Regions from separate parts of the Homo sapiens genome. Here region 2 is linked to region 1. A link is a loop called in an ENCODE intact Hi-C map of the cell type or tissue named here. Cell type or tissue: Caco-2. All regions are shown on one strand. Links, peaks and the distances in the headings refer to the core of each region. The heading gives the core; the rest is flanking DNA.

What was found. Hi-C counts contacts between places; a loop is a spot of excess contacts. Peaks named below come from ENCODE experiments on the same cell type or tissue, not always from the same donor. Only the 100,000 strongest peaks of a DNase experiment are listed, where the experiment ranks them.
Region 2: a loop joins it to region 1, with 4 times the contacts of the local background. A loop is called at or near these places in 4 of 110 quality-filtered maps.

The regions. Positions count from the first base shown.
Region 1 is chr20:23,717,906-23,729,451 of GRCh38, forward strand. LOC105372574 (a long non-coding RNA gene) reads left to right here and starts at 4,642. Exons shown (of 3, transcript XR_937387.2): 1 at 4,642-4,851; 2 at 10,772-10,893; 3 at 11,482-11,546. RefSeq lists an enhancer at 326-826. In Caco-2, for the core only: CTCF peaks have their summits at 6,017 and 6,223 (motif pointing right); a DNase peak (open chromatin) is centred at 5,966.
Region 2 is chr20:23,792,557-23,804,102 of GRCh38, forward strand. LOC107985432 (a long non-coding RNA gene) reads left to right here and starts at 11,159. Exons shown (of 3, transcript XR_001754554.3): 1 at 11,159-11,280. RefSeq lists a silencer at 6,755-6,924. In Caco-2, for the core only: CTCF peaks have their summits at 6,845 (motif pointing right) and 7,085 (motif pointing right); DNase peaks (open chromatin) are centred at 2,445 and 6,865.

The sequences.
Region 1 (11,546 bases), core at 2,387-10,386:
GCAAGACCCATGACCATGCACAATGGCAATGGGGATCTACTCTGCATTTTCTGGAGAGAGGTGCTGCTAGCTGCATGGCACAGGGCATGGATGTATACTTTAGTTCCAGCAAGGGAGCCAACTGTCCATCCACCCTGCCACACTCCCCTGAATCTTGGAAATACACTGCTGTGACATGGCACATATGCGCCCAGGAAGCAGGTGGATTTCATGCTGGCAGTGGTTGGCTGAACTCTTGCTATCAAGGCTGACTTTTTTCTGTCTCCTCTGTTCCATCCTGGGATGTCTGGGAAGTGTTGGCCTCTAAGGAGTCCTCCAAGTGCGGAGAGTTCCCTTTTCAGGCCCTCTCTTTCTTCTCTATAAAAATGAGCAGGTCAAAGGCCATGGCTTCAGAGAGTCCTTTTTAGGCCTATAGTTTGTGATCCATTGATTACTGTGTTATTCCGGATGAAGAATTTACCCCCTTCTACCTCCATTCCCACCTCTACCCATTGCTGGCAATGTGGTACCAGACTCACAGGCCCATCCTGGTGGGGGTGTGCATGTGGGAGAGGGGGCTTATGGTGAAAACCCAGGAGGAAACAGAAGAAGGGGACTGGGAAACAGTAGTGACCCCCCTGTGCTGCAGAGGGAGGTGCAGGTAGAGTGAGTGGTGGGGAACGTGGCTGTCCCTTGTGAGGCAACACGTCTGGTGGAAGCAGAGGGCGCTTGTTCCTCAACCTCTGCCCATGCATTCTCTCCAGTGCGCCAGTCCCTGCCGTCTCACACCCCGTTTCTCTGCTCCAAGGAACAGTACAGGGTGTGGACACTGGTGAAGCTCATCCTTAATAACCAGCTGCCCTGAAGCTTCATGGTGCTGCGGCTTGGCTGGGAAGTCCATGCTAGGCTGGAAAGCATGAGCCGGGACCTTCCAACAAGCTGAGCACACAGGCCTGTGCATGTTGGGTGGGGCTGGGGTCTCAGTGCTGAGGCAGCACTTTGCTGTATTTTCAATTTTTAATTTCTTGTAAAAGATAAAAAGATGATGGAATTATGTCAGGAGGACACAGGAAGCAGCTTAAAGGGGCTCTCACTAGTCAACTCAGATATTTTAAACATTCAAATAAGTGATAGTAACAGATTACAACTCATTGAATAAAATAAGAAACCGTGAGTCTTCTAGATCTGTGGATAAATAGATGATTAACAAATAGAGAGATAGAAAGATACATACAGATAAAGGAGAAAAGTTCTTCCTTGGAGTAAAAAGAATGCCATTAATGAATATATAAAAAAAGAAGCAATTTTATTTTTCTATATTCATTAGAAAATAAATAATAAACTTTTTTATTGTAGTTTTGAAGTGACTTCAAACTTACAAAAAGCAGCAAGAGTAATATAAAGAGCTCCTGTACACACCCAGACCCTCCCACTCCTCACATTGTGTCTCGCGCGCTTTTCCCTCTTTCTATATGTGTATGCACTGTTACAGCTTTTCCTGAGCCATTTCAGAGCAAGCTGCAGGTGTGACTCCTTTTGTCCTTAGACATTCTCATGTGTGTCCCCTAAGGCCAAGGACATTCTCCAGCACAGCCTCAGTGCAGTGAGCGGAATCACGGCACTAGCATGGGTCCACACTGTCGTCTAATCTGTCGTCCAGGCAATTCATCAACCGTGTGTCGTTGTCAGGCCGCCTCAGTCTCCTCTGATCTGAAACAGTTTCTCAGTCTTTCTTATCTTTGTAATCTTGTCATTTTTGAAGATAACCGGCGATTTCATAGAATGTCCTCAGCTGGGCTTTGTCAATGGATGAGATTCAGGCTATGCAGATTTTCAGAGAAGAATTGTAGATGTGATCTTGTGTCCCTCATTACCTCCTACCAGGAGGCCATAACAACGCTGTCCCATGGCTGATAGACACTAACCTTGATCTCTAGATTCAGATGGTATCTGACAGGTCTCTCCACAGTACAGTTTACTTTTCTCTCCTTTATATTTAGTAAGTGTTTCATGGAGAAATACTTTGAAATATATATTTATGTCTTACTTATAAAGTTTTCACTTTTGCTTTCTAGCTTTAGCATACAATAATAATTCCTGTTTGAATCAGTTGTTATTATGATTGCTTTCAAATTATATTCATAAGTTCGTTTTTTAAAAATACTTATAAATGACATTCATTCTACTGCAAGGAAACACTTTACTCTTTTCCCTATCTATCCATCTATCTGTTAGACATCAATTTTTCCATAGATCTATCTGACTCATGGCTTCTTATTTTACTCAAGGAGTTATAATCTATTGCTCTTGTTTATTAGAATGTGAAAATTACCTCAGGGTAGGTTAGTGGAAGCCCCTTTAAGCTGCTTCCTGTGTCCTCTTGATATGTTTCCATCATTATTTGAGCCTATCCTTACTTTCTGATATAACAAGAAGTTCCGGATTTATGTTTTACTTTCTCTGATCCAAGGTGAAAATCAGTGGTTGGAATCTGCAGTGAATGTAGAAAGGAATTCCCGCGTGCTGCCTGTACTCACCGCTCCTGGAATGCCGTGAGGCCTCAGTCAGTGGTTCTCAACCTGGGGCAATTTTGCTTCCCAGGGCACATTTGGTAATGTCTAGGATGTCTTTGGTTGTTCCGATTTGTAAGGCAGGTGCTACTGGCATTTAGGGAGAGAGGGAAGGGATGCTGATCAACATTCTGCAATGCACAGGACATTTCCAGAAAAAGAATTCCTAGGTCTCAAATGGCCACAGTGCAGAAGGTGAGGCAACTTGTTCTTGGCCTTGTCTGTTGGTCAGTGCTACAAAATACATACAAAAACTTACCCACGTGTAGATAGCTATTGTTCTATTACATATTTATGTATTAAAAACTCTAAGTTATTATTGACACCAAACCCAATGCAATGAGATTCTTTCCAGTCCCCTCCTTTCTATAGTTGTGACTCCTTTCTTGGACAATTATAAACCTTCATTCCATTATAATCAATATATTTACTTGCTTTCTGTGTACTAGAACTCACAGAAAGTGAAACATTATTCTAGATCAGTGTTTCCCAATTTATCTTCACAGGACACTCTTTCTCATGGTTGCTGATACATGTTAGCCCTTCCCCTCAAAACACAAAGGGTATGAGGAACAGAATCATCTAGAAAAGTTGGAAGAGAATTAATCAGATTCTTATCACAAGTATTTTTTGTTTTAATGAATATTCTAATGTGCATTGGTATCTCTGAATGGAGGCTTTTGTATACAGAATAATTTCAATGTATTTTTCAGGGAATCTTTGAAAATGTAATTAGCAGCATATATTAACTCATAGCCACATTTGTGCTGTGTGCAACAGTTTGCAAACACTGTTTTAGATCTTTTGCACCCTGCAAGGAGTTTTTCTAGATTTTTTCATGAACATAAAGAATTTCATGCTTTTGAGGAAATTCATTACTGAGAAATATTTATACAGCAGGTTTTCTCTGTACTAGTACACTATTACATGAGACTGTGTATGTGTGTATGAGATTGTGTGTGTGCATGCACCTGAACAAGGCACCAATCCCTCAGGAGCCTGAGAGCTGCCCACTACGGGTCCCCTGATGGCTCACTCCATTCAACAGCTCTTGTGTTCCCCCGGAAGCCCTCATTGCTCTTCTCTGAGGTCTCTGGGTTCCCACTGCAGCATTTGTTATCACTGTTGTAGTTCAGCAGCACCATGGCATTTTCCTAGGGTAGCATCACATTGGAGATGCACTCGCTTTACCTCCTGTGCTTCCTACCAGTGGGCTCAACCTACTCCAAGGCAAGCTCTTCTCATGAGACTCCCAGGCTGAGAAGGAAAGAAAGGGGTGTCTATCAGCTGCCATGTCTATGCCTCTCTGCCTCCTTTTTTCCATGCACATGGCGCACTGCCTACTTGCTCAATGCTGTGGTCTCAGCTCTAGCACAGGAATCAGTAGGGAATTAGTTGACTGAATGAATGGATTCTCTAACAATCTTTACAAAATGTGTTTTCCACATTTTTCAGACAAGGAACCTGCAACAAAAAGTGTCAGTCCCTACACTGTGATCTCATCACTGCTCAGCACTCATTCAGTCAAAATAAGGTTATGGTGTGACTGCTGTATGCTAGGAACTATATTCTCATCAGAAAAGGAATCTCTCTATATTTTGGGAATACATGAAGAACAAAATGATGATGTGTAAGAGGTTCTTGCCAAACTGCTCGGCACAGAGAAGCCCTGGAGAAAGGGTGAGAGTGTTGCTGGTGTGGGCTCTGTTGGCTGGGTTCCAGGACTCTTCTTCTGGGACACCCTGTGCTTCCTGCCACCCTCCCCAGGGTCATTTCTTATCCTTCCCCAGTTGCATTTTGATATTTCCTTTAAGATTTCACTATTTTTCAAAAGATGGAAAAGTAATTAAAACACTAACCATCAAAACAGCAGTTCTCACAAGTAGTCATCATCACCTCATGGGAGCTGCCAGCAAGCTATCCACATGGAATCATCTTATCCACACTGGGAAAGTCTCTGAAACACCCATAAAGGCATGTTCATCCAGTATGCACACTGAGTGTCCTCCACATTCCACAGATTGTGAGAAGCACAGACACATTACAGAGAATGAGATGGATACAATATTGCCTTCAATGAACTGGTTGCCAAGTCAAATTCTAACTGCAGAGAATGATCAGGAAAGATCAATTTGAGGAAATAACATTTGAGCTAGACTTTTAAGGAGGAGAAAGAGCCAGCTGCAGAAAGCCAACAAGAGGGGTGTTTGATGCAAAGAAAATCATAAACCGACCCCCAGCTGGAAATGATCCTAACCTGTGGAAGCTCCTGAATTGAGTGAGGGACTGGCCGGCAGGAGAGGTAAGCAGACTGGGTTTGGTGGATGAGCAGATATCAATTCCTGCCATGCCTTGCACACCGTGCTGAAGAATTTCTATTTTACTCCAAGTGAAATGAGAAGCCTTTGAAAGCTTTTACCAGGACATGACAAGACACCTTTTATATTATTAGAAGGCTGGCATGGCCACAGGGAAGGAACGGGCTTCTAGTTGGTGAGAATGGGAGGGCGGAGAACAGTCAGGAGGACATTGCATTTCCTCAGGAAAGAGAGGATAGTGGCCTGTGCCTGTGCCGTGGCCAGGAGGTGGAGCACAGGAGACTGAGGATGCCTGTGAGAGGTGGCGGGGCAGGACTTGCTGAGGGCTGGGTTGAGGGCGCAGTGAGGAGGAAAGAACAGAACTGCAGCCCAGGCCTGAGTAAGTTACAGGATGGTTACTCAGCCAAGGCAGAGGTGAGGATGAGCAGATTTTCAGGGCTGGGGCTTTGGAGAGGAATCCAGAGCTGTTCCCACAGAGGCTTGGGATGTCACCCATGTAGGACTGTGGATCTCAAATGCTACTCCCTGGATCCAGCCTGGATGTTCAGGTTTTACCAGAGTGCAGGGGAGGGCACCTCTCGATTTTGATCATGGACTTCATATGGTGCAGTACCACATGGTTTTCCATTATGAATTAGTGATAGTCAATTTTAGTCTTTGCCAACCATATTTGGAAAATCAACATTAGCAGTCCTTAATCCAAAAAAGCATGGATTACAGGAACCCAGAGTCTATAACCCATCGCTTGGAAGGTGTCTGAGAGGGATCCTGGGCTGTGTCCGAGTTGGCAGGCAGGGTGGGTGGCTGATTTCTGAGAGACAGAGGGCATCTGACGGAAACTAAGGCGGGAAGAGGCTCACAGAGTGGCAATCATCCAACCTCACAATAAAGAAGAGGACAATATTTTGAAATGTGACATGTGAAGATGAAGACATCATGAAGAGAATCTTCCAAGGGGCAGAGAAACCAAAAGCTACAGGGCAATTCCTTTGCCCACAGCCACCTGCCCTGAAAATCCTGCTGGGTTCATGAGTTTGCAGAGAACCTCTGTAAGGTGGGGCCTGCATCCTCCACTTCACACACTGACCACCAGAGGGAAGCACTCACCCACTGATGTCCAGTCCCTCAGGTCCCTCTACTCCAGCTTCACCCTGGGGAGCAGGCTCTGAAAGTGGCCCTGGGGTCGACATAGGGTCTGCCTTGAAGGAAGAAGCTCTACAAACTAAACACTCCCTGAGTGCTGTATGGGTTCTGCAGAGGCCCCTCTGCTTGGCTCTGTCCTTGCTGCTCTGGGTTACCTGGGTGTGCAGGGTTTTATTGCTCAGAGCCATGGCCAGTAGATGGCACAGCCTCCTGTTCCTGCAGCTGTCCCCACAGCCCCTGCTGGACAGGCCCAGAATGGACCCTCTCAGAAGACAAGGACTCTCTCAGGGTGGGTGATGAACATGTGGACACCTCTGTGGACAAGACTGGTTTCTTTCCTCTCTTTCACTCTTCCCCCTTCCGCTTATCTCCCTGTTCACTCTCTTCCTTCCCTCCCCCTTTACTAAAGCTACTCATCTCCCAACTACTTCTTATTCATGGTCCCTTCTGGAGGTCAGAAGTATGAATGCCAGGGAAAATCTACTTTTGTTCCTGTGGTTAACAGGGACACGCGATTCATTTGTGGTTAACAGGGACTCGCGATTCATTTGTGGCAGACACAGTTTTCCATCCACGATGAGGAGTCTAAGGAGAAGATTTACCTGAGTCCCGACCTGATAAATCTCTAGAGGGTAGAACTCTCTTACTAGTACCTGGCCAGGCCTGGTGCTTACATTCTACTCCAAATAGCTTCATCCTCTCCCATAAAACATAGTATCACCACCATCTCCATCCAAGCCATCACCATTATCATCACGACAATCACCACTGTCCCATCACCATCACCGTTATCACCACTGTTGTAACCATCATCACTAGTGTCACCATCATTATCTCCACCAACATCACCATCAATCTCAGTACCATCAGCACATTTATCCCCATTATCATCAACACCCCATCACCACTATTACCATCACTATCAACCACCATCACCATCACCGCCATCACCATCATTATCAACACCATTGCCATTGCCATAATTATTACTACTAACATCACCATCACCACCATCACCACAACCACCACCATTACCATCATCACTACCATCACCACCACCATTGCCATCACCATCACCACCACAGTCACCATGGTAATCCTCATCAGTAACACCATCATCTTCATAACTACCATTACCAGTATCAACATGACCACCATAACCACCATCATCACCACATCACTATCTTCATTACCATCATCATCACCATAATCACCGCCACTCTCACCACCATCATCATTATCATCACCACCATCTTCTCCCTTATCACCACCATCACCATTACTGCCACCACCATCACCATCAGCACTTTTGCCACATCATAACCACTACCACCACCATCACCAATATTATCACCACCATCATCACTACCATCACCACGCTATGACCATTATTACCAACATGACCACTGCAATCCCCATCATCACTGTCACTATCACCACCATTACTATCATCACCAGAATCACCACTGCTGCTATAGCATCATCATTAGCATCTTCACCACCATCACCATCTCCACCTCCACAATACCATCATCATCACCATCATCATTATCATCGTCACTGCTGGGTGTAAGCAGTTACTCTGCATTGGGCACTGTTTTCTGCCCTTTATCAACCTCATGTGATTATACAGTCACTCTGATTCTATATTTTATACAGAAAAAGAAGGTGGTAATTGGCTTTGTAACATTATAACTGCCTTCTATTCTCAGAACTATTTTGACATCAATAAAAAAGAAGACTTATTTTATTTCTCATCTCCCACATTGCTGGATGCTGTCTAGATAGGTCTGGTCTGGACATCCACAGTGAACTCCTCACTGGTCCACTAGTCTCCACCCTTAGATTCTGTTTCTCTGGTTCTCAAATGTTCTGAAAGCCACATCCCCTGCCACATGAGGCCCTGGAAACTTGCCCTCTGTGGCTGCCCTCCAGCCTTTGCCCATCACATAGCTTGGCCTTTAGAGAAGCTGGACTTCCTTGATGTTCTCAGACACATCCTGTCCAAGCTTATATGAATTTGCCCTTCTGGAAAGTGCACCTGTAGCTCCCCACCCACCCTAGATCTTTGCCTCTTCAAATATAACATGCTTCCCAAGTTCAGGTCTACACAAACCTTTTCTATAAATCCTTCTCTGATCCATGTAACCAGGTGTGAACCTTTTGATTTTGGTCTCCTACAGCACTTTTATGTTGACTATAGGCATTTATCCTCCTCCTCTCATGGTCTTTCTTACTCGTGTGTGTATTTCTGTCCCCCACTAGTCCATGAGGTCCTGGAGAGCAAGGACTGAGTCTCCTTCCCCATGTGATGTGCCTTTCAGAGATCACTGAGAGAATCACAAACCAAAACTAGCTAATAATAATGTCACCTTACAATGAACATAATTCAATAATTTATTATAGCATCACATAACTGCTTAGTAGTTACTATTACTGTCTCCATTTTACAGATGAAGAAACTGAACCACAGAGAGGCAAGTATTACAAAGTTGCACAGCTTATAAGTGGAAGAACCAGGCTTTTAACCCATGCAGTCTGGTTTCATGCTTTTGGCATGAGGTTAGATCTCCCAGCAGTCCCCAGTCCTCAACACCTTTGGATACTTGGCAAATTCCATGGTGGGCCCAGTTTGATAGCCTTTGACCTGGAGCTCAGTGTTTGAAACCCCTGAAACTCCAGGGTCATCTCTCCTCATATGGAACTTGACACTTATTCACGCCCATATGTCTTGGCCCAGACTCCCTGTTTTGGAATTCCCTTCCCCTATGTCACCTCATTGATTCCTCTTCAACTTTTGTGATTCCACAGAAATTACATTCTCCATAAAGATGACTGTCAAGATTGGGCTACCCAGAGGGAGACCTTGTAACCAGAATTCAATTTCAAGTGGCTTATCTGGAAGGCAGTCCCAGGGTACACTCCTAGGACAGTGAGGAAATGAAATAGGGATGAGAAGGTGGTCAATACTATGAGTGTGAGCTGTCAGGCTACTGCTATGCAGCTCATTTCTGCTGGGAACTTCTGGGAGATTGTGTTTAACATGTCAGCTGGTGTCAGTCCTTGGAGAATGTGTCAGGGAATTAGTTATCTTGCACTTACTTGGGCTATTTGTACAGGTAAATGGGTACAGATGCTGGTAATTGGAAGTTGGGCTGGTAGGTGCTCAAGTAGAGAGGACCCAGGAATGTGGGCAGCTTGTCCTCCTCTCCCAGCCTCTGTGGGTTTGGTTCCCTTCTCTGTGCTCTCCAGTGCCCTGTTCTCTCCTCTGATTTCCACTTCCCTCTCTAGCAGACCTGACACTCATTGAGGGTGGATGACTCGGATCTTCCTGCTTGATATCTCCAGCACCCAATCGAGCGTCTACCACACATCACATGCTCAATAATACAGGAGGAGGACACAATTAGGCCCATTTTATGACAAGCCTGAAAATTTTCTATAAATCTTTGTTTGACAACTTTAATTTATGGACAAATATTCTTGAATAATTAAAAGAGAAACATTTTATAAAAGTTGCAGGAACAAAAAGCAAATAGCTTTATGTCATTAAAAAAAAAATCACACAGAAAAGTTAAAATGTCTATAAAGGAAATGAGAGACAAGGAAAATTGTAATCATTAGCTTGGAGGCCCAAAAGTAAAATAAGGTAAAGGTGAAAATGAATCACAGGTGCCATGAAGCTCATTCCCTTCTATGAAACAAGGAATTGGGTAAGAGAGGCAACCCGAAGCCACATGCCAGCACCCAGACAGTTCCAAGTGGGTTCAGGGCAAAATAATCTTGGCATCTTGGTGAACTCGGTGGGTGAAAACACAAATGATCATCAAGGTACTCTGCCTAGGTGTTGCTTGACTGCCCAAAGATGGGTAAAATATTTTCTGTGTACTTTAAGGCATTTTCAGGATACTGTATACATATATATATATATATTTTTTTTTTTTGTCATGGAGTCTCACTGTGTCCCCCAGGCTGCAGTGCAGTGGCTCAATCTCAGCTAAATACAACCTCTGCCTCCTAGATTCAAGCAATTCTCCTGCCTCAGCCTCCCAAGTAGCTGGGACCGCGGGTATGCGCTACCATGCCCAGCTAATTTTTGTATTTTTAGTAAAGACAGGGTTTCACTATGTTGGCCAGGCTGGTCTCGAACTCCTGACATCAAGTGATCGACCCGCCTTGGCCTCCCAAAGTGCTGGGATTATAGGCATGAGCCATCCCCCCTGTGAGGTGACTATATTTTATTATACTTCTATTATTTGGTTTCAGGTCCACTGTGTCCAAAATGTCTGGGGAAGTGGAGGTGGTGAGCAGGGAGAAACTGGGATCTGAGCTGTGCTATTGCTTGCCTGGTATCCTGGTGCTGTGGGCAGAAGCACAGACATCTGCCTGATGTGATTGAGTGGGTATTTGTGATAGTCTTTAGGGCTGTCCCTTGAGTGCTTCTGTTTCTTATGGGTACAAGATAGGATTGTCCTTCCCCTTCCTTTGAGTTGGCTGTAGTCATGACCTGCTTTGGTCAATATAATAGATGAATAAGTGACATCTGTTACTTCCAGTTGCACTTGGGGAAAGCTGGTGCTTATTGCCTTGGCCCCTGATACTGTTGTGAGGGTGTCTTCTCCATCATCTTGGGATCCAGAGTGAGCACAACATAGTTCAGCACCCCGACACACATGCAGTGCATCTATACAAATAGCAGTCACAGTAATGGAATGGTATGTTGCTGTCTTAAGTCCCTCGTACTTTTTTTTGTTACCACAGCATAACACAGCTCATCCTGACTGATGCCACCATTTCCAGATAAGAGAAATGCGACTGAGAAAGATTAAGATATTTTCTTAAGATTGGACATTGTGTTCCTACCCATTGTGCTTGCCTTATAGGTATGTGTTCTGGTTTTGACAATTAAGATATAGACAAAATGAGGGCAGAAACATTTGATTATTTACTCAGAGCAGGAGAGGGAGAAAGAGAATTAATGTGAAAGGAAGAAGATATGTAAGGAGGAAAAATAATAAACTAGGAACCAAGCACATGCAATCTTTATAATTTCTTAGAGTTTTCTTCCCTTTTGAAAGTCTGTTTTATTTTAAAAAAGGAAGGAGGATCTTCCATTAATTTTATAGGACATCTCATGCTTTTTGTAAAACAGAGTTTTATTCATTTTCCACTAAATGCAAATATTTATTGCCCATCTACTATACACTATACATTCACCTTTGTTCTGCATATTTCTCCTCTTTTTAAAAGGTATAATTTGTCAACATTCAGTTCATAGATTTATAGCCAAATGTTGTCTGTATACCTATTGGTTTCACTTTGATCTCCTATATCCAGAAAAAGTAAATAATCAAGAAAAGACTTTAATAACTAATTATAAGATAAACATTAAGGCTTCTGTGTACACTATAGAGTTTGTTTTAAAATTATTTTTGTACTCATTCATTCATTTCTCTTAATTTTTTTTCCAGTTGAAAGAGAGTTTATTTAAGCACAGAGATCAAGCAAGAGTGGAGCACAGGACACACTTTCAGGT
Region 2 (11,546 bases), core at 2,419-10,418, 75 kb after region 1:
TTATGCAATGAATTTCCCAAGGGTTCTATCAGCTTTTTGTATTTGTATGTCTAGATCTCTAGCAAGGCCAAAGAAGATTTCCATGATCATTCCCTCAAATATGTTTTTCAAACTTTTAGATTTCTCTTCTTCCTCAGGAACAGCAATTATTCTTAGGTTTGGCCATTTAATGCAATCCCAAACTTGTGAGAGGCTTTGTTTATTTTTAAATTCTATTTTCTTCATCTTTATTGGACTGAGTTAATTTGAAAACTTTGTCTTTGAGCTCAGAAGTTCTTTCTTCTACTCGTTTGAGTCTATTGCTGAGATTTTCCAGTGGATTTTGCATTTCTCTAAGTGTGTCCTTGATTTCCAAAAGTTGTGATTATATTTTGTTTATTCCATCTATTTTCACTACAGATTTTTCAATTCATGTGCTGCATCTTTTTTAAAAATTTCTTTAAATTGGACTTCACCATTCTCTGGTGCCACCTTGGTGGGTTTAATAATTGACCTTCTGAATTCCTTTTCTGGCAATTCAGAGATTTCATCTTGGTTTGGATCCATGGCTGGTGAGCTGATGTAATTTTTTGGGGTGTTAACTAACCTGAATTTCTCATACTACCAGAATTGTTTTTTTGGTTTCCTTCACACTTGGGTAAGCTGTGTCAGAGGGAAGATCTGGAACTCAATGGCTGCTCAAGGGCTGACACCAACAAGCTATTCCAGTCATGCTCTACCAGCTGCACATTGGCTGGGGGTCAGGGGGTCTGGTGCTGGCTTGGCTTGTGTCTTCATGCTGGGGCCCATGCTGAAGGGGTGGTGCCCGTCTGGGCCAAGTTCTTCTCATGGAGGCTCAGAGAAGAGCAGGAGGACCAGCTTCTCACACATGCCAGTTAAGGGCTCTGTGCTTGTCCCATGTGTTAACATCCTATGGGCCAAGCAAGACCCATGACCATGCACAACGGCAATGGGGGTCTACTCTGCATTTCCTGGACAGAGGCGCTGCTAGCTGCCTGGCAGAGGGCATGGATGTATACTTTAGTTCCAGTGAGGGAGCCAGCTGTCCATCCATCCTGCCACACCCCCGTGAATCTTGGAAAAACACTGCTGTGACATGGCACATATGTGCCCAGGAAGCTGGTGGATTTCGTGCTGGCAGTGATTGGCTGAACTCCCGCTATCAAGGCTGACTTTTCTCTGTCTCCTTTGTCCCCTCCTGGGATGTCTGGGAAGTGTTGGCTTCTAAGGAGTCCTCCAAGTGCGGACAGCTCCCTTTTCAGGCCCTCTTTTTCTTCTCTATAAAAATGAGCAGGTCAAAGGCCATGGCTTCAGAGAGTCCTTTTTAGGCCTATAATTTGTGATCCATTGATTACTGTGTTACTCCAGATGAAGAATTTACCCCCTCCGACCTCCATTCCCAACTCTACCTATTGCTGCCAATGTGGTACCAGACTCACAGGCCCATGCTGGTGGGGGTGTGCATGTGGGAGAGGGGGCTTATGGTGAAAACCCAGGAGGAAACAGAAGAAGGCGGCTGTGAAACAGTAGTGACCCCCCTGTGTTGCAGAGGGAGGTGCAGGTACAGTGAGTGGTGGGGAACATGGCTGTCCCTTGTGAGGCAACACGTCTGGTGGAAGCAGAGGGCGCTTCTTCCTCAACCTCTGCCCATGCATTCTCTCCAGTGCGCCAGTCCCTGCCGTCTCACACCCTGTTTCTCTGCTCCAAGGAACAGTACAGTGTTCCAACAAGCTGAGCACACAGGCCTGTGCATGATGGGTGGGGCTGCGGTGTCAATGCTGAGGCAGCACTTTACTGTATTTTTAATTTTTAATTTTTTATAAAAGATAAAAAGATGATGGAAGTACGTCAGGAGGACACAGGAAACAGCTTAAAGGGGCTCTCACTATTCAACTCTGAGATATTTTAAACATTCAAATAAGTGATAGTAACAGATTACAACTCATTGAATAAAATAAGAAACCATGAGTCTTCTAGATCTGTGGATAAATAGATGATTAACAGATAGAGAGATGGAAAGATAGATACAGATAAAGGAGAAAAGTTCTTCCTTGGAGTAAAAAGAATGCCATTAATAAATATAGAAAAAAGAAGCAATTTTATTTTTCTATATTCATTAGAAAAGAAGTAATAAACCTTTTTTTATTGTAGTTTTGAAGTGACTTCAAACTTACAAAAAGCAGCAAGAGTAATATAAAGAGCTCCTGTACACACCCAGACCCTCCCACTCCTCACATTGTGTCTCGCGCGCTTTTCCCTCTTTCTATATGTGTACGCACTGTTACAGCTTTTCCCGAGCCATTTCAGAGCAAGTTGCAGGTGTGACTCCTTTTGTCCTTAGACATTCTCATGTGTGTCCCCTAAGGCCAAGGACATTCTCCAGCACAGCTTCAGTGCAGTGAGTGGAATCACAGCACTAGCATGGGTCCACATTGTCGTCTAATCTGTCGTCCATGCAATTCATCAACCGTGTGTCGTTGTCAGGCAGCTTCAGTCTCCTCTGATCTGAAACAGTTTCTCAGTCTTTCTTATCTTTGTGATCTTGTCATTTTTGAAGATAACTGGCGATTTCATAGAACGTCCTCAGCTGGGCTTTGTCAATGGATGAGATTCAGGCTATGCAGGTTTTCAGAGAACTGTAAATATGATCTTGTTTCTCCCAGTACCTCCTACCAGGAGGCCATAACAACGCTGTCCCACGGCTGATAGACACTAACTTTGATCTCTAGGTTCAGATGGTATCTGACAGCTATCTGCACAGTATGGTTTACTCTTCTCTCCTTTATAATTAAGAATTATTTCATGGAGCAATACTTTGAAACATTTATTTATGTCTTATAAAGTTTTCACTTTTGCTTTCTAGCTTTAGCATACAATAATAATTCCTGTTTGAATCAATTGTTATTATGATTGCTTTCAAATTGTATTCCTAACTGCATTTTAAAAAAATACTTATAAATGACATTCATTCTACTGCAAGGAAACACTTTTCCCTTTTACCTACCTATCCATATATCTGTTAGTCATATATCTTTCTATAGATCTATCTGACTCATGGTTTCTTATTTTACTCAGGGAGTTAGAATGTATTGTTCTTGCTTATTAGAATGTGAAAATTACATTAGATTAGGCTAGTGGGAGCCCCTTTAAGCTGCTTCCTGTGTCCTCTTAATATATTTCCATCATTATTTGAGCCTATCCTTACTTTCTGATAAAACAAGAAGTTCCGGATTTATATTTTACTTTCTCTGATCCAAGGTGAAAATCAGTGGTTGGAATCTGCAGTGAATGTAGAAAGCAATTCCCGCGTGCTCCCTGTACTCACCACTCCTGGAATGCCATGAGGCCTCAGTCAGTGGTTCTCAACCTGGGGCAATTTTGCTTCCCAGGGCACATTTGGTAATGTCTAGGGTGTCTTTGGTTGTTCCAATTTGTAAGGCAGGTGCTACCGGCATTTAGGGAGAGAGGACAGGGATGCTGATCAACATTCTGCAATGCACAGGACATTTCCAGAAAAAGAATTCCTAGGTCTCAAATGGCCACAGTGCAGAAGGTGAGGAACCTTGTTCTTGGCCTTGTCTGTTGGTCAGTGCTAAAAAAAACACACAAAAAAACTTACGCACGTGTAGATAGCTATTGTTCTATTACCTAGTTATGTATTAAAAACTCTGAGTTAATATCGACACCAAACCCAAAGCAATGAGATTCTTTCCAGTCCCCTCCTTTCTATAGTTGTGGCTCCTTTCTTGGACAATTATCAACTTTAATTCCATTATCATCAATATATTTACTTGCTTTCTGTGTACTAGAACTCACAGAAAGTGAAACATTATTCTAGATCAGTGTTTCCAAATTTATCTTCACATGGCACTCTCACGGTTGCTGATACGTGTTAGCCTTTCCCTGCAAAACACAAAGAACATGAGGAACAGAATCGACTAGGAAAGTTGGAAGAGAATTAATCAGATTCTTATCGCAAGTATTTTATGTTTTAATGAATATTCTAATGTGCATTGCTATCTCTGAATGGAGGCTTTTGTATACAGAATAATTTCAATGTATTTTTCGAGGAATCTTTGAAAATGTAATTAGGAGCATGTATTAACTCATAGCCACATTTGTGCTGTGTGCAACAGTTTGCAAACACTGTTTTAGATCTTTTGCACCCTGCAAGGAGTTTTTCTACATTTTTCCATGAACATAAAGAATTTCATGCTTTTGAGGAAATTCATTACTAAGAAATATTTATACAGCTGGTTTTCTCTGTAGTAGTACACTATTGCATGAGACTGTGTATGTGTGTTTGAGATTGTGTGTGTGCATGCACCTGAACAAGGCACCAATCCCTCAGGAGCCTGAGAGCTGCCCACTACGGGTCCCCTGATGGCTCACTCCATTCAGCAGCTCTTGTGTTCCCCTGGAAGCCCTCATTGCTGTTTTCTGAGGTCTCTGGGTTCCCACTGCAGCATTTGTTATCACTGTCGAGTTCAGCAGCACCATGGCATTTTCCTAGGGTAGCATCACATTGGAGATGCACTCACTTTACCTCCTGTGCTTCCTACCAGTGGGCTCAACCTACTCCAAGGCACCCTCTTCTAGTGAGAATCACAGGCTGAGAAGGAAAGAAGGGGGTGTCTATCAGCTGCCGTGCCATTGCCTCTCTGCCTCCTTTGTTCCATGCACATGGAACACTGTCTACTTGCTCAATGCTGTGGTCTCAGCCCTAGCACAGGACTCAGTAAGGAATTAGTTGAGTGAATGAAAGGATTCTCCAACAATCTTTATAAAATGTGTTTTCCACATTTTTCAGACAAGGAACCTGCAACAAAAAGTGTCAGACCCCACACTGTGATCTCATCACTGCTGAGCTCTGCCTGGAATCTTGGAACTCTCCAGCGATCTCCTCTCCTTAAGAGTGGATGTAGGATACCTGTACGCATTCCTTCAAAATAAGGTTATGGTGTGCCTGTTGTATGCTAGGAATTATCTTCTCATCAGAAAAAGAATCTCTCTATATTTTGGGAATATGTGAAGAACAAAATGATGATGTGTAAGAGATTCTTGCCAAATTGCTTGGCACAGAGAAGCCCTGGAGAAAGGGTGACAGTGTTGTTGGTGGGGTCTCTGCTGGCTGGGTTCCAGGACTCTTCTTCTGGGACACCCTGTGCTTCCTGCCACCCTCCGCAGGGTCATTTCTTATCCTTCCTCGTTTGCACTTTGATATTTCCTGCTAAGATTTCACTATTTTTCAAAAGATCCAAAAGTAATTAAAACTCTAGCCATTGAAATGGCAGTTCTAACAAGTCGTCTTAGAGTCATCACGGCCTCATGGGGGCTGCCAGCAAGCTATCCACATGGAATCATTTTATACACAGTGGGAAAGTCTCTGAAACATCCACAAAGGCATGTTCATCCAGTATGCACACTGAGTGTCCTCCACATTCCACAGATTGTGAGAAGCACAGACACATTACAGAGAATGAGATGGATACAATATTGCCTTCAACAAACTGGTGGCCAAGCCAAATTCTAACTGCAGAGAAGGATCAGGAAGGATCGATTTGAGGAAATAACATGTGAGCTAGACTTTTAAGGAGGCGAAAGAGCCAGCTGCAGAAAGCCAACAAGAGGGGTGTTTAATGCAAAGAAAATCATAAACCGATCCCTAGCTGGAAATGATCCTAACCTGTGGAAGCTCCTGAATTGAGTGAGGGACCGGCCGGCAGGAGAGGTAAGCAGACTGGGTTTGGTGGATGAGCAGATATCAATTCCTGCCACACCTTTCACACCGTGCTGAAGAATTTCTGTTTTACTCCAAGTGAAATGAGAAGCCTTTGAAAGGTTTTACCAGGACATGACAGTACACCTTTTGTATTGTTAGAAGGCTGGCGTGACCACAGGGAAGGAACAGGCTTCTAGTCGGTGAGAATGGGAGGGTGGAGAACAGTCAGGAGGACATTGCAGTTCCTCAGGAAGGAGAGGATAGTGGCCTGTGTCTGTGCAGTGGCTGGGAGGTGGAGCACAGGAGACTCAGGATGCCTATGAGAGGTGGCGGGGCAGGACTTGCTAAGGGCTGGGTAGAGGGCGCAGTGAGGAGGAAAGAACAGAATTCCAGCCCAGGCCTGAGTAAGTCACAGGTTGGTTACTCAGCCAAGGCAGAGGTGAGGATGAGCAGATTGTCAGGGCTGGCGCTTTGGAGAGGAATCCAGAGCTGTTCCCACAGAGGCTTGGGATGTCATGCATGTAGGAGTGTGGATCTCAAATGCTACTCCCTGGATCCAGCCTGGAGGTTCAGGTTTTACGAGCTTGCAGGGGAGGGAATCTCTCAATTTTGATCATGGACTTCATTTGGGGCAATGCCACGTGGTTTTCCATTATGAATTAATGATAGTCAATTTTAATCTTTGCCAACCATATTTGGAAAATCAACATTAGCAGTTCTTAATCTAAAAAAGCATGGATTACAGGAACCCAGAGTCTATAACCCATGGCTTGGAAGGTGTCTGAGAGGGATCCTGGGCTGTATCAGAGTTGGCAGGCAGGGTGGGTGGCTGATTTCTGAGAGACAGAGGGCATCTGACGGGAACTAAGGTGGGAAGAGGCTCACAGAGTGGCAATCATCCAACCTCACGATAAAGAAGAGGACAATATGTTGAAATGTGACATGTGACGATGAAGACATCATGAAGAGAATCTTGCAAGGCGGCAGAGAAACCAAAAGCTACAGGGCAATTCCTTTGCCCACAGCCACCTGACCTAAAAATCCTGCTGGGTTCATGAGTTTGCAGAGAACCTCTGTAAGGTGGGGCCTGCATCCTCCACTTCACCACACTGACCACCAGAGGGAAGCACTCACCCACTGATGTCCAGTCCCTCAGGTCCCTCTACTCCAGCTTCACCCTGGGGAGCAGGCTCTGCAGGTGGCCCTGGGGTCGACATAGGGTCTGCCTTGAAGGAAGAAGCTCTACAAACTAAACACTCCCTGAGTGCTGTATGGGTTCTGCAGAGGCCCCTCTGCTTGGCTCTGTCCTTGCTGCTCTGGGTTACCTGGGTGTGCAGGGTTTTATTGCTCAGAGCCATGGCCAGTAGATGGCATAGCCTCCTGTTCCTGCAGCTGTCCCCACAGCCCCTGCTGGACAGGCCCAGAATGGACCCTCTCAGAAGACAAGGACTCTCTCAGGGTGGGTGATGAACATGTGGACAACTCTGGGGACAAGTCTGGTTTCTTTCCTCTCTTTCACTCTTCCCCCTTCCGCTTATCTCCCTGTTCACTCTCTTCCTCCTCTCCCCATTTACTAAAGCTACCCATCTCCCATCTCCTTCTTGCTCATGGTCCCTTCTGGAGGTCAGAGGTATGAATGCCAGGGAAAATCTACTTTTGTTCCTGCGGTTAATAGGGACACGTGGCTGGGCGCGGTGGCTCACGCCTGTAATCCCAGCACTTTGGGAGGCCGAGGCGGGCGGATCACAAGGTCAGGAGATCGAGACCATCTTGGCTAACACGGTGAAACCCCGTCTCTACTAAAAATACAAAAAATTAGCCGGGCGCGGTGGCGGGCGCCTGTAGTCCCAGCTACTCAGGAGGCTGAGGCAGGAGAATGGCGTGAACCTGGGAGGCGGAGCTTGCAGTGAGCCGAGATTATGCCACTGCAATCCGGCCTGGGCTAAAGAGAGGGACTCCGTCTCAAAAAAAAAAAAAAAAAAAAAAAAAAAATAGGGACACGTGATCCATTTGTGACAGACACAGTTTTCCATCAAAGATGAGGAGTCTAAGGAGAAGATTTACCTGTGTACCGACCTGATAAATCTCTAGAGAGTAGAACTCTCTTACTGGTACCTGGTCAGGCCTGGTGCTTACATTCTGCTCCAAACAGATTCATCCTCTCTCATAAAACATAATATCACCACCATCTCCATCCAAGCCATCACCATTATCATCATGACAATCACCACTGTCCCATCACCATCACCGTTACCACCACTGTTGTAAACATCATCTCTAGTGTCACCATTATTATCTCCAACATCACCATCATCACTCTCAGTACCATCAGCACATTTATCCCCATTATCATCAACACCCCATCACCACTATTACTATCACTATCAACCACCATCACCATCATTATCAACACCATTGCCATTGCCATCAGTATTACTACTAACATCACCATCACCACTATCACCACAACCACCACCATTACCATCACCATCATCATCACTACCATCACCAACACCATTGCCATCACCATTACCACCACAATCACCATGGTAATCCTCATCAGTAACACCATCATCATCATGACTACCATTACCAATATCAACATGACCACCATAACCACCATCATCACCACATCACTGTCTTCATTACCATCATCACCATAATCACCGCCACTCTCACCACCATCATCACTATCATCAGCACCATCATCTCCGTTATCATCACCGCCAGCACCATTACTGCCACCACCATCACCATCCCCACTTTTGCCACATCATAACCACTATCACCACCATCACCAACATTATCACCACCATCATCACTACCATCACCATGCTATGACCATTATCACCAACATGACCACTACAATCCCCATCATCACCATCACTATCACCACCATTACTATCATCATCACCAGAATCACCACTGCTGCTATAGCATCATCATCAGCATCTTCACCACCATCACCATCTCCATCTCCACAATACTGTCATCATCACCATCATCATTTTCACTGTCACTGCCAGGTGTCAGCAGTTACTCTGCATTGGATATTGTGTTATGCCCTTTATCAACCTCTTGTGATTATACAGTCACTCTGATTCTATATTTTATACAGAAAAAGAAGGTGGTAATTGGCTTTGTAACATTATAACTGCCTTCTAGTCTCAGAACTAGTTTGAAATCAATAAAAAAGAAGACTTATTTTATTTTTCATCTCCCACATTGCTGGATGCTGTCTAGATAGGTCTGGTCTGGACATCCACAGTGAAGTCCTCACTAGTCCACTGGTCTCCACCCTTAGATTCCATTTCTCTGGTCCTCAAATGTTCTGAAAGCCATATCCCCTGCCACATGAGGTCCTGGAAACTTGCCCTCTGTGGCTGCCTTCCAGCTTTTCCCCATCACATAGCTTGGCCTTTAGAGAAGCTGGACTTCCTTGATGTGCTCAGACACATCCTGTCCAAGCTTATATGAATTTGCCCTTCTGGAAAGGGCACCTGTAGCTCCCCACCCACCCTAGATCTTTGCCTCTTCAAATATAACATGCTTCCAAAGTTCAGGTCTACACAAACCTTTTCTATAAATCCTTCTCTGATCCGTGTAGCCAGGTGTGAACCTTTTGATTTTGGTCTCCTACAGCACTTTTATGTTCACTGTAGGCATTTATCATCCTCCTCTCATGGTCTTTCTTACTTGTATGTCTATTTCTGTCCCCAACCATTCCCTGAGGTCTTGGAGAGCAAGGACTGAGTCTCCTTCCCCATGTGATGTGCCTTTCAGAGATCACTGACAGAATCACAAACCAAAACTAGCTAATAATAATGTCACCTTACAATGAACATAATTCAATAATTTATTATAGCATCACATAACTGCTTAGTAGTTACTATTACTGTCTCCATTTTACAGATGAAGAAATTGAACCACAGAGAGGCAAGTATTACAAAGTCACACAGCTTATAAGTGGAAGAACCAGGCTTTTAACCCATGCAGTCTGGTTTCATGCTTTTGGCATGAGGTTAGATGTCCCAGCAGTCCCCAGTCCTCAACACCTTTGGATACTTGGCAAATTCCATGGTGGGCCCAGTTTGATAGCCTTTGACCTGGAGCTCAGTGTTTGAAACCCCTGAAACTCCAGGGTCATCTCTCCTCATATGGAACTTGACACTTATTCACACCCATATGTCTTGGCCCAGACTCCCTGTTTTGGAATTCCCTTCCCCTATGTCACCTCATTGATTCCTTTTGTGATTCCACAGAAATTACATTCTCCATAAAGATGACTGTCAAGATTGGGCTACCCAGAGGGAGACCTTGTAACCAGAATTCAATTTCCTGTGGCTTATCTGGAAGGCAGTCCCAGGGTACACTCCTAGGACAGTGAGGAAATGAAATAGGAATGAGAAGGTGGTCAATACTATGAGTGTGAACTGTCAGGCTACTGCTATGCAGCTCATTTCTGCTGGGAACTTCTGGGAGATTGTGTTTAACATGTCAGCTGGTGTCAGTCCTTGGAGAATGTGTCAGGGAATTAGTTATCTTGCACTTACTTGGGCTATTTGTACAGGTAAATGGGTACAGATGCTGGCAATTGGAAGTTGGGCTGACAGGTGCTCAAGTAGAGAGGACCCAGCAATGTGGGGAGCTTGTCCTCCTCTCCCAGCCTCTCTGTGGGTTTGGTTCCCTTCTCTGTGCTCTCCAGTGCCCTGTTCTCTCCTCTGATTTCCACTTCCCTGTCTAGCAGACCTGACATTCATTGAGGGTGGGTGACTCGGATCTTCCTGTTTGATATCTCCAGCACCCAATCGAGCACCTACCACACATCACATGCTCAATGATACAGGAGGAGGACACAATTAGGCCCATTTTATGACAAGCCTGAAAATTTTCCATTAATCTTTCTTTAGCAACTTTAATTTACAGACAAATATTCTTGAATAATTAAAAGAGGAACATTTTATAAAAGTTGCAGGAACAAAAAGCAAATAGCTTTATGTCATTTAAAAAAAAATCACACAGAAAAGTTAAAATGTCTATAAAGGAAATGAGAGGCAAGGAAAATTGTAATCATTAGCTTGGAGGCCCAAAACTAAAACAAGGTAAAGGTGAAAATGAATCACAGGTACCATGAAGCTCATTCCCTTCCATGAAACAAGGAATTGGGTAAGAGAGGCAACCCGAAGCCACGTGCCAGCACCCAGACAGTTCCAAGTGGGTTCAGGGCAAAATAATCTTGGCATCTTGGTGAACTTGGTGGGTGAAAACACAAATGGTCATCAAGGTACTCTGCCTAGGTGATGCTTGACTGCCCAAAGATGGGTAAAATGTTTTCTGTGAACTTTAAGGCATTTTCAGGATACTGTATGTATATGTGTGTGTGTGTGTGTATATATATATATATATATATATATATACATTTTTTTCTTTTTTGAGATGGAGTCTCACTGTGTCCCCCAGGCTGCTGTGCAGTGGTGCAATCTCAGCTAAATACAACCTCCACCTCCTAGATTCAAGCAATTCTCCTGCCTCAGCCTCCCAAGTAGCTGGGAACACAGGTATGCGCTACCATGCCCGGCTAATTTTTGTATTTTTAGTAAAGACAGGGTTTCATTATGTTGGGCAGGCTGGTCTCGAACTCCTGACATCAAGTGATCGACCCGCCTTGGCCTCCCAAAGTGCTGGGATTGTAGGCATGAGCCATCTCCCCTGTCAGATGACTGTATTTTGTTATACTATTATTTGGTTTCAGGTCCACTATGTCCAAAATGTCTGGGGAAGTGGAGGTGGTGAGCAGGGAGAAACTGGGATCTGAGCTGTGCCA